Regions from separate parts of the Homo sapiens genome. Here region 2 is linked to region 1. A link is a contact called in ENCODE Hi-C or POLR2A ChIA-PET data. All regions are on one chromosome and are shown on one strand. The core of a region is the stretch at or near the end of the contact, and the rest is flanking DNA. Distances in the headings are between cores, read along the strand shown. Region 1 has its middle 140 kb from the start of CTDP1-DT. Region 2 has its middle 100 kb from the start of CTDP1-DT.

Evidence for each region. Hi-C counts contacts between places; a loop is a spot of excess contacts on that map. ChIA-PET counts read pairs that join two places held with the same protein, here RNA polymerase II (POLR2A). Pooled maps may share reads with other maps.
Region 2: a map of dorsolateral prefrontal cortex shows a loop between it and region 1 (2.7-fold over the local background). The contact joins two enhancer-like sites. A Hi-C loop is called at or near these places in 4 of 168 maps with a recorded cell type or tissue (G401, astrocyte of the cerebellum, dorsolateral prefrontal cortex and 1 more) and 4 of 50 pooled maps. POLR2A ChIA-PET finds 5 or more read pairs at or near these places in 2 of 52 experiments (BJ and IMR-90).

What each region holds. Positions count from the first base shown.
Region 1 is chr18:79,538,180-79,542,913 of GRCh38, forward strand. No RefSeq gene overlaps it. Among named protein-coding and RNA genes, the nearest start is that of CTDP1-DT, 140 kb to the right of the region's middle. Within about 2 kb of position 2,597, at least 2 of the 41 ENCODE cell types and tissues checked have a DNase peak (open chromatin) inside an H3K27ac peak, as active enhancers do.
Region 2 is chr18:79,572,706-79,577,439 of GRCh38, forward strand. No RefSeq gene overlaps it. Among named protein-coding and RNA genes, the nearest start is that of CTDP1-DT, 100 kb to the right of the region's middle. RefSeq lists an enhancer at 3,324-3,823. Within about 2 kb of position 2,631, at least 5 of the 41 ENCODE cell types and tissues checked have a DNase peak (open chromatin) inside an H3K27ac peak, as active enhancers do.

The DNA of each region.
Region 1 (4,734 bases), core at 1,347-3,846:
ATTTTCCAGAGTTGCTTTATCATTTCACGTTCCCACCAGCAATGCAGGAGTGACTGGTTTTATTTTAGCCGTTCTGACGGGTGTGCGGTAAGACTTTATCACGGCCTAAGCTTGCACCTCCCTAACGGCTGATGATGCCGGACGCCTTCGCGCACCATTTGCCGTCTCTGGATCTGGACACATCTGGAGCTGGTGAACCTCTCCTGGGGCCTTCTGTCTGTTTGTTTTTTACTGCCAGGTTTTGAGAGTCCTTATACATCCTAGGTGCAAGCCCTTTGTCAGATACATTTCTCCCCATCTGCAGTTTGTCTTTTCAGTCTCTTAAAAGGATCTTTAGGAAAGAAAAACTTCAATTTCAATGTGGTCCAATTTTTTATTTTTCCTTTTTCGAGTCGTGCATTTGGTGTCAAGCCTAAGAAGTTTTCACCCAGCCTCAGGTCCGGAAGAGTTTCTCCTGGACCTTATTCTACAAGTTCTGTAGTCCTGAGCTTTAAGTTTGTGATCCATTTTGAGTTATTTTTTGTAGAAGATGTAAAACTCAGCCCGAGGGTCCCTTTTCCCTGTGCGTGTCATGTCCAGTTGCTCCAGCTCTGTTTGCAGAACAGCCACGTGTGTGCTTTGGGCAAGGTGGTGCGGCTCTCAGCGAGGCTCTCTACCCTATTTCCTTGGCCTCCGTGCCTGTCTGTCCCCAGTACCACCCGGTCAGCGTCACCGTTGCCATGGAGGTCGTGAAATCTAGTGCCGCGATTTCTCTCACTTTATTCTTTTCCAAAATTATCTTAGCTATTCTAGGCCCTGTGTCTTTCCCTATAAATTTTGGAATGGGTATGTCTATATCTACAAAAGCACCTTGCCGGGATGTTGGTGGGAACTGTATTTAACCCGTAGACCAATCTGAGGAGCACTGGCACGTTTACTGTCTCACATCTTCCAGTCCACAAACATGGTACATCTCATATATGTAGCTCTCAAGAAAAGTTTTTCCATCAGCTTTTAAAATTTTCAGCATACAGATACTCCACGTGTTTTGTTAGGTTTGTATCTTAGATTTCATTCTCTTTGGACCAAGCGTAAACGGTGTGTTGTTAATTTAGATTTCCGCGTGTGTAGTGTTAGTACATAGACATGCGATTGACTTTTGTTGGTTGACATTTATCCTGTGAGCTTGCGAATTCACTTATAAGTCCTAGTTTTGCTGTAGATTCCTTGGTTTTCTGTGTAGACAATCACGTCATCTACAAATAAGGCCATTTCTTCCATCTTAATCTGTATGCCCGTCCTTCCCTTCCTTTCTTTTTGTAGTTTTCAACAAACATGGAAAAATGTCAGCCATTCTGTTCCAATATCCTGCCCCCTCCTCCAGCAGCTGCAGCTGCACATGTGTTAAGCTGCTTGACACTGGCCCGCGGTTCATGAACAGTCTGCATTTCAGACCTTTCCTCTGTTTTTATTTTACATCGTCGCTAGTGCCACGTCTTCAAATTTACTGGCTTTTTCCTTCTGCACCGTCTCATCTGCCATGGAGCCTGCCCACTACACCTCTCAACTCCAGTGCTGCAGCTTTCCACTCCTGAAGTTTGGTTTGGGAATTTTTATGCCTTCCATTCTCAGCCTCCCCTCTGACTCCCTGAATGCGGGAAGATTGTCGTAGTAAGTGTTCTACTGTCTTGTGGCTAACTCTTCATCTGCTCCGTTCACCGTTGGTTTAACTGATTCAATTTTCTTCTTCTAGGTTGTACTCTCCTGCTTCTTTGAATGCTGCTAATTTCTGATCAGATGCTAGACATTGTGAGTTCTGCCTCATTCTCTTGAGCTTTGGAAGGTGTTGATCTTGAGCTTTGGAAGGTGTTGATCTGGAGCTTTGGAAGGTGTTGATCTTGAGCTTTGGAAGATGTTGATCCTTTTGGGTCATCCTTGCTTTTTGGCTTCATCAGGTGGGACCTGAGCAGTGTTTAGTCTCCAACTAATTTTTCACACTGTGAAGACAAAGCCCTTCTCAGGACACTGCCTGGTGCCTTGCGAGTGTTTCCACTGTGGACAGCGGGATGAGGGCTACTCCCGGCTCTGAGTGAGACCCCATGTTGCTCCCCGAAGCCTCTTGGGCTGGTCAACCCTTGACTGAAGACTCGGGGCTCCCCTTGCAGATCCCAGAGCCCTCCCTCCGGGCAGCTCTCCTCGCTGGAGATCCAGCCTGAGACCTCCAGCCTCTGTTTCCTCCTTGGACTTGGCTCCTTCTCCTCAGCCCTGCCTGGGGCCTCTCCCTGCACTGGGGCTGGAACCCACGCCCGCCGTGCACTGGGCCCCACCTTGTTTGCCCGCCCTCCTCAGGGACCACGGTCTCTCGGTGCCTGGTGTCTGATGCCTAACACAGGTTTCAGATATTCTGTCCATTTTTTAACTTGTTTTCATGGAAGAGTAAATCTGGTCCCTGTTAGTCCTTCTTGGCTGAAAGCGTAAGTTCTGATGCTGATGTCTCAGAGCTTCCTTGGCCAAATTTGAGTCAGTGCAGTAGTCAATCTTCCATTGTCCCTGCATTTTACACCATACAACAATAATGCTATTCAAATAAAAACTGCGTGTCTAGCCAAGAGAGAGGCTTGTGATCACCAGCTCTGCCTCAGGGCCTCCTGTAACTTTAATCGGAAGGGAAAGCACCAGAGGTTGAAAAACAGCTTTGGCTGCCAAATGTGCCTTTACCTGGAGGAAAAACAAAAGAATCCTGGGGAAGACAGAGGAGGTTTTCACAGTTTTTAAAACAGCAATAGGGAAACAAAAATGTATCCATGTCCAGCTGGCGTGGGAATCCCCCACTCCTCCCACACAGTTCGGGGTGTCGGGGTGGCTGTCAGTGTCCTGGGAGCTCCCCTCTTCCCTTCCGCCGCCTCCACCCAGCCGCACTGCACTTTCTCATCCTGATGTCCCCACACGCTGCTGCCTGGCTCGGCCACTGCCTCTCCAAGGCTACACTGCTTTGCAGGGAGGGCCACTACCAGCCACCTCCCGCAGCATGGAACCTGGAGACTGACCACGGAACTGCCTGTGTGTGTCTACCCAGAAAATGAGGGTCGCTGAATTCACGGATGGTTCTAATTTTTGTGTCTTCATGGACTGTACCTGGAAACCTTATTAACTGAGACTACCTTAATTTGGAATTTGGAATAATTGGAACTTAACGATGATTTGGCTGGATTCAAGTTTACCTTCTGACTTTCTAGTGAGAAGGGGGTTTGCCAAGCAATTTAATCTCTTAAAACAAGAATGCAAGTGTTTCCTCATGGGAGCATTTTAAAGACTTTCAGAATACTCATTGTTTGCATGCAAATAAGGCTGCTAATTATGAGATTTTTTTTCCTTTTCATTGGAGGTCCCAGCAGGACCTGACTTGAAAATGTGCTATTAGCAATTAGTTCTTGTAATGACATAGACTTGAAAGAAATAAAGGAAAAATTTTTTAAAAACCCTCTAATATAGACTTTTCACAAATTTAGACACCACTTAATCTAGATTATAACAGCTAATGTCTGTAGCTCAACTATGGTTGTCAGAGTATTTTTCAAATGTGTGCTACCTCATTTGATCCTCAAAGCTGCTCTGAGAGGGAAACGAGGCATGTCACATACCCAGTCTACAGGTGAAGGCACTGACAGGGTTAAGGTGCGGGCTGCAGGACCTTCTCACTGTGTTAATAGGTTGTTCCATCCATCCATCCATCCACCCATCCATCTACCCATCCATCCACCCACCCATCCACCCACCCATCTATCCATCCACCCACCCACCACCCACCCATCCATCCATCCATCCATCCATCCCTTCATCCATTATCCATCCATGTCCATCCACCCACCCATCCATCCATTCATTCATCCCTTCATCCATCCATCCACCCACCCACCCATTCATCCAGTTATCCTTCCCTTCATCCATTTATTCACCCACCAACCCATCTATCCATTATCCATCCAACATCCATCCATCCACCCCCATCTATCCACTCATTCATTCATCCCTTCATCAATCCATCCACCCACCCACCCATCTATCCATCCATCCCCCTACCCATTTATCCATTATCCATCCCTTATCCATCCATCCACCCACTCATTCATCCATTATTCATCCATCCATCCATTCTTCTACCCATCCATGTACCCACTCACCCACCCATTCATCCATTATCCATTTAGCCACATTCATCTATTAACTCATCCATCCACCGATTATTTATGCACCCACCCACCCATCCATTCATTCATCCACCCATTCACCCATCCATCATCCATCTATCATTCCACCACTCATCCACCCACCCATCACCATCCATCCATTTCCATTTATCCACCATCCATCCATCCATCTGTCCACTCATTCATCCACCATCCATCCATTCATTCATTTATTCATCGATCTGTCCACCCACCCACCCATTATCCATCCATGTATTTACCCACCCAGCCATCAATTGATCCATTATCCATCCACCCACTCATTTATCCATTCACCCATTCATCATCCATGCATTCATCCACTATCTATTCATCCATCTATCCATGTATCCATCCATCCACCCATTCATCCATCCATCCATTCATCCATTCCCGCTGAGTTCACATGCTTTACTATGCTTTCTCACTTACACCTCATGACAATGGCTGACGCTGAGATTCCAGCCCCACTTTACTGAAGAGTTTGCTAAGGCCCAGCAAGAGCCGGCTGCACCTGAGAGTTGTTCCA
Region 2 (4,734 bases), core at 1,381-3,880, 35 kb after region 1:
AATTGAGGATGGATATATGAGCAAAGCCATTTGAAAATCAAGGCAGTTATTAATTCCAGGCAAAATATAATTTTATAAGATGGGCCATGTAATCACAACACATTAGGCTACATTGGCTGCTGTGACCAAGGCCAAAATAACAGTGGTCTAAATAATCTAGAAGCTCACTCTCTCAGGAAGCTGTTGGCATGGAAGTGGATACAGCAGCTCTGCAGGGCCAGGCCTGGCTGTCCTGAGCATATGGCAGGCATCTGCTCACAATCTGCCCACCATCAAGCCCACACTTCCCTCAGGGGAGACCAGGGGAGTGGTGTCTTTCCCCTTCCCATGTCCTGCCAGGAAGCTGTATGCTTCATGTCCACTCATGGGCACTGACCAATGGCCAAAGCCCAGTCCCACAGCCCACTGCAGAGGAGGCTTGCGCACCTGCCCACAGGCCCAGCAACACTGGGATTTCTATAAAAGATGTCTCAAGGCAACTGGAGGACGTTGGGCCTTGGATGCTATTAAGGGATGACTGCTAGTTTAGCTGGGTATGATAGCAATATTGTGGTGATACCGGTAAAAGCCCTTACCCGTAAGAAATATAAACAAAAGTGTTGATGGATGAGATGACACGGTGCCTGAGGTCTGCTTCAGAATATCCCACATGTATTTAGGTATTACTCGTGTGATTAAGAAGTAAATTTTTTAAAAGATCAAAGAATTTCTCCTGCCACATCTAGAAGAGGAGGCTGGAAGGTGATGGGGGACCAGCCATCCCTGTCCATGGGCATACCCACAGCTGCTGTGAACACCCACAGATGAGCTGATGCCCACCCAGCGTGGGGTCCACCTCCACCTGGGCCCGATGCAGGAGGGGCCCAGGGAAGGAAGCAAACAGCCCTTGAGGTGGACATTTCCAACAGCCCCAAATGGTCACCCTCCCCAGCAGGACATTAGCAGAAAATACCTATAACTTAGAAATCATTGAAAAGCAGTGAAACACTTTTTTTTTAATTGAAGGTGAGAACCAAAAGGAAGTTTAAAGAATATTCCAAGTGAGCAGAGGGGGTGGCGGGATCACCCAAAAATGCTACTTTGTGGTTATGGTCATTATAAGCATAAAATATATCTAAAATACTTGAAAGTTATCACTTTAATAAAACAACAAAGAGATAGAAAAAGCCTTGCTGAAGCAAGGGAGGCTGATGTGCACAGGACGAACAGAAGTGAAGTGAGGAAGAACAAGGGAAACTTCGTGGCCCAGGCCCGCGTGCATGCCTAGCTGGGTTTACCACCCCCGCGAGGGCCTCATGCCACGCGTGGACACCGTCAGCCCAGTGGCCAGAGCCTGGCTGGGTTTACCACCCCTGCAAGGGCCTCATGCCACACATGGACACCGTCGGGCCAGCGGCCAGAGCCTGGCTGGGTTTACCACCCCCATGAGGGCCTTGTGCCACACATGGACACTGTTGGCCCAGAGGCCAGAGCTCCCCAAAGCCAGGGCTGCTGCCTGGAGAACAGTTACCCTTGGGGTGGGAGCGGTACCTCCCACGAGCTGCAATGGGACTGTGTGTGCCGCCGGCACCTGGCATTGCGCATTCTGCGTGTGTCCCAGGAGGACCCTGTGCGGTGACTGTTCCACACTTTCCACATTTGCTTCTCCTGCGAGTCGCAATGGGACTGCGTGTGCCGCTGGCCCCTGGCATTGCACATTGCGGGTTTGTGCCAGGAGGACCCTGTGTGGGGACTGTTCCACACTTTCCACATTTGCTTCTCTGGTAGCAGGTGAGCTCCGGGATTCCGTCAGCGCTACCTCCGCGGGTCCCCTGAAATATTCAAAGAGTATGAACAGGTTAAAAGTTTTAACCCCTGAATAGCTGGGATGTAAAAAATGAAATCTGGCAAGTGGTTAAACGAAATTACAGACCTAATTGCTTACACTTAAAATAATACTAAAGCAAATGTGAGATTGTGTTTAACTTGGAGGACCAGCACCGTCGGCAACGTGGTTCTGTTCTAATTTTTCACCAGGGAGGGCTCTACATTCCAGGCTGTTATGAAATGAAGTCCTCAGTGTCTGTGAAGTTCAAGTGTTTTAAATGGAGCAGAGGCCTCTCCAGGGATTGCCCACCCCATTTCCACCTCAGTCCTGTTGGGAAACCATCCCTGCTGCCATAAGCAGAGAGCAAGAGCTCCCACCTTCTGATGCAGCGGCTAGATACCAGGAGGGCCACGGAAGCTGGGACCCTGAGAGACTCCGAACCACAGATCCAACTGGGGGATGCCAGGCACTGACAGAACCACGGGGCCCTAAAAGGCGGAAACCGTGACTCCACAGGACTCCTCTCTTCTGCAACCTGCTCCAAGGCTGCCCCTGTGCAGAGCTCAACTATGCAGCTGTGGCCCTGACCCCTCTGCCAGGCTGCCCGCACCACTCCAGGGGACACGGTTTCCACTGTGGGCAGCTGGTGCAGTGTGACCGTGGTGCAGGTGGGGCCTCTGGGCAGAGGACATCTTGGTAAACTGGGCTGCAGCAGGGCCCAAAGGTCGGGATTGAGGGGAGGCCCTGCCAGGTGACCTCTGCAAGGACCTGGGGAACTGCACGCAAAATCGCAGAGAGAGAAGGATGTGGTTCTTAACCAGCTTCCACCCTGTCTTGCAGCCTCTGTGTTTACTTCCCAGTTGATCTTTAATTTCAGTTGCCAAAGCAGCTGTTTGCACCGTGCAGATGAGTCCCAGGGGCCTCAGACCCGCCCAGCCGCCCGCCCAAGGCGAGAATTGGGGCTGCGGCTGGGCTGGGCAGACGGGGTTGGGGGGCACAGCTCACAGGGCCCCCCACATTCCGCGCTGCCAAGTCTTCTTTTTCCAGTAGTCCCAAGCTAACTTGAAGAAAGAAAAATATGAGGGAGGGAAAGAGAGAAAGAGAGGTGAAAAAATATGGTCATAAATCTGGGACCTGTTTTTATTGGTGCTTCTATTTCAGATTTCCAGTTTGGAAAAATACTTTTTTATGCATCTCAGGCACCTTGGTGATGGTGGAGTGATGATGATAAATGCAAAAAGTTTTTAAAAGTCCTTTTTGTGCCCAGGAGAACAAAGTCTGGTACAGTGCGGCCACCTCAGGGCCTCTGTCATCCTTAGACTAAAGAGGGTTGGCTTGTCCAATTTAACTTTGCCCCATGCCTCCGTGCTAGTGTGACTGGGCCAGGATGCCCTCGGTGCCCTGAGACCCTGTCCATGCCTGGCTGCGCCTCCCAGGTTTGTCTTAGGGAGCAGAGGTTGGCCAGGCGCCCTGTGGGAGGCTCAGCAGGGAAAGCGCCTCTTGTTGGGGAATAGCTCGGGGGAAGCGCTTTCAGATGAACTGCAGGGAACAGGTGAAGAGTGTGGACACCGGAGCATGGGGCGGTGAGAAGACACAATACGAGGCCTGCCGTCCGAACGCGGACCCTGCAGCCCCTGCGGCGGGAAGCCGTGAACACAAGGCTGAGTTTGCGCCTCTGATTTGCGCCACGTGATGGGACTTGCCGGGGCCTCCCTGCCCGTGAAGAGGCTGTTTTTGCTTTGAGTCTGCGTGCACGGTGGGTCTGCTGCGCCTGCATAGGTGGGTTTAATTGGCTCCAGCTGCACTGGCGGCGCCTCTCCTCCACTAGGATGTGGCGCATGGAGTTATGGGTGGAGCCCTTTGAAGCAGCTGCAAGTCATTCTGTCGTATAAACTGAAATAAGAAGAGGGTGAAAAATCCAAGCCCGTGACTCTGCCCGCTCCACAGCTGTGCTCACACAGCTCCGCGAGACGGCCGCCCAAACAAAGCTACCTCCGTGGGCCTTGGCCGGCTGACAAGAGGAAGAGAAGGAGATTACTCTAAGCTCCAGGTATTCTGGTGAGCTGGAAGCTGGCCGGGAGGGCCAGGCGCCAGTGACACCTCCAGCCAGCAGGCCCATGTGGAGGCCCCATCCCGAGAGCGTGCCCGGGGCGAGGCGTGTCCGGCCACCACCGACCACCAGCCGCCCAGGAGGCAGAGGTGACCGGAGAGGGGGCTGCTCGGTTCAGGGAGGAGCCCAGCCCCCAACGCAGGGCACGGATGGAATCTCTCAAGGTTCCCTGGGCATCCTGCCCACCCAAGCTGACTGCTAAGGTCATCGATACGGAGCAGGAGCCCAGGCCTAGAGTGTCCAGGCCAAGTGACCACCATGAGTGCCTGAGAGGCCGGACGTGCAGGCTGGCTCCTGGCTTCTCACCTGAGCCTCCCCAGCCCCTTGCCTCCACGTCTGAGAATGCCCGGCGCCCCAGCATGGCCTTGGGGAGGCGGCGGTGCTGAGTGCATGGGGCCGAGAGGATGGCTCTGGGCCAGTCGGGTGCTGGGACAGTGGCTGGCAGGGGACCCATTTGGAGAAGAGCCCACTGCTCTGAGCAGCTCCAGCTGCAGCTCCCACCGCCCTCTTGTGAGGGCCTGCCTGGGCCCGTGTCCAAATCCCAGCACCACAGGCCACATGGCCGGCAGGTCTCACGGGGTGAGCACAGCAGAGGCCGCTTTTACACAGGGACCCCTGGGGCCCCCTCCAAGGGCTGCTGCCTGAGAGGGAGCGTGGCCCACGGAGACCCCCTGGACTTGGCCTCTGGGGCCCACCTGGTGGTTTCTGAGGGTGCTGCCAGGCCAGAAGCTCAAATCCTGCTGGCTGCGCTGTCCTGAGGCCACAGCCAACACCCACTCCTGCCTCCAGCCCGCTGTCCCTTCCCACTGTTAGCGGG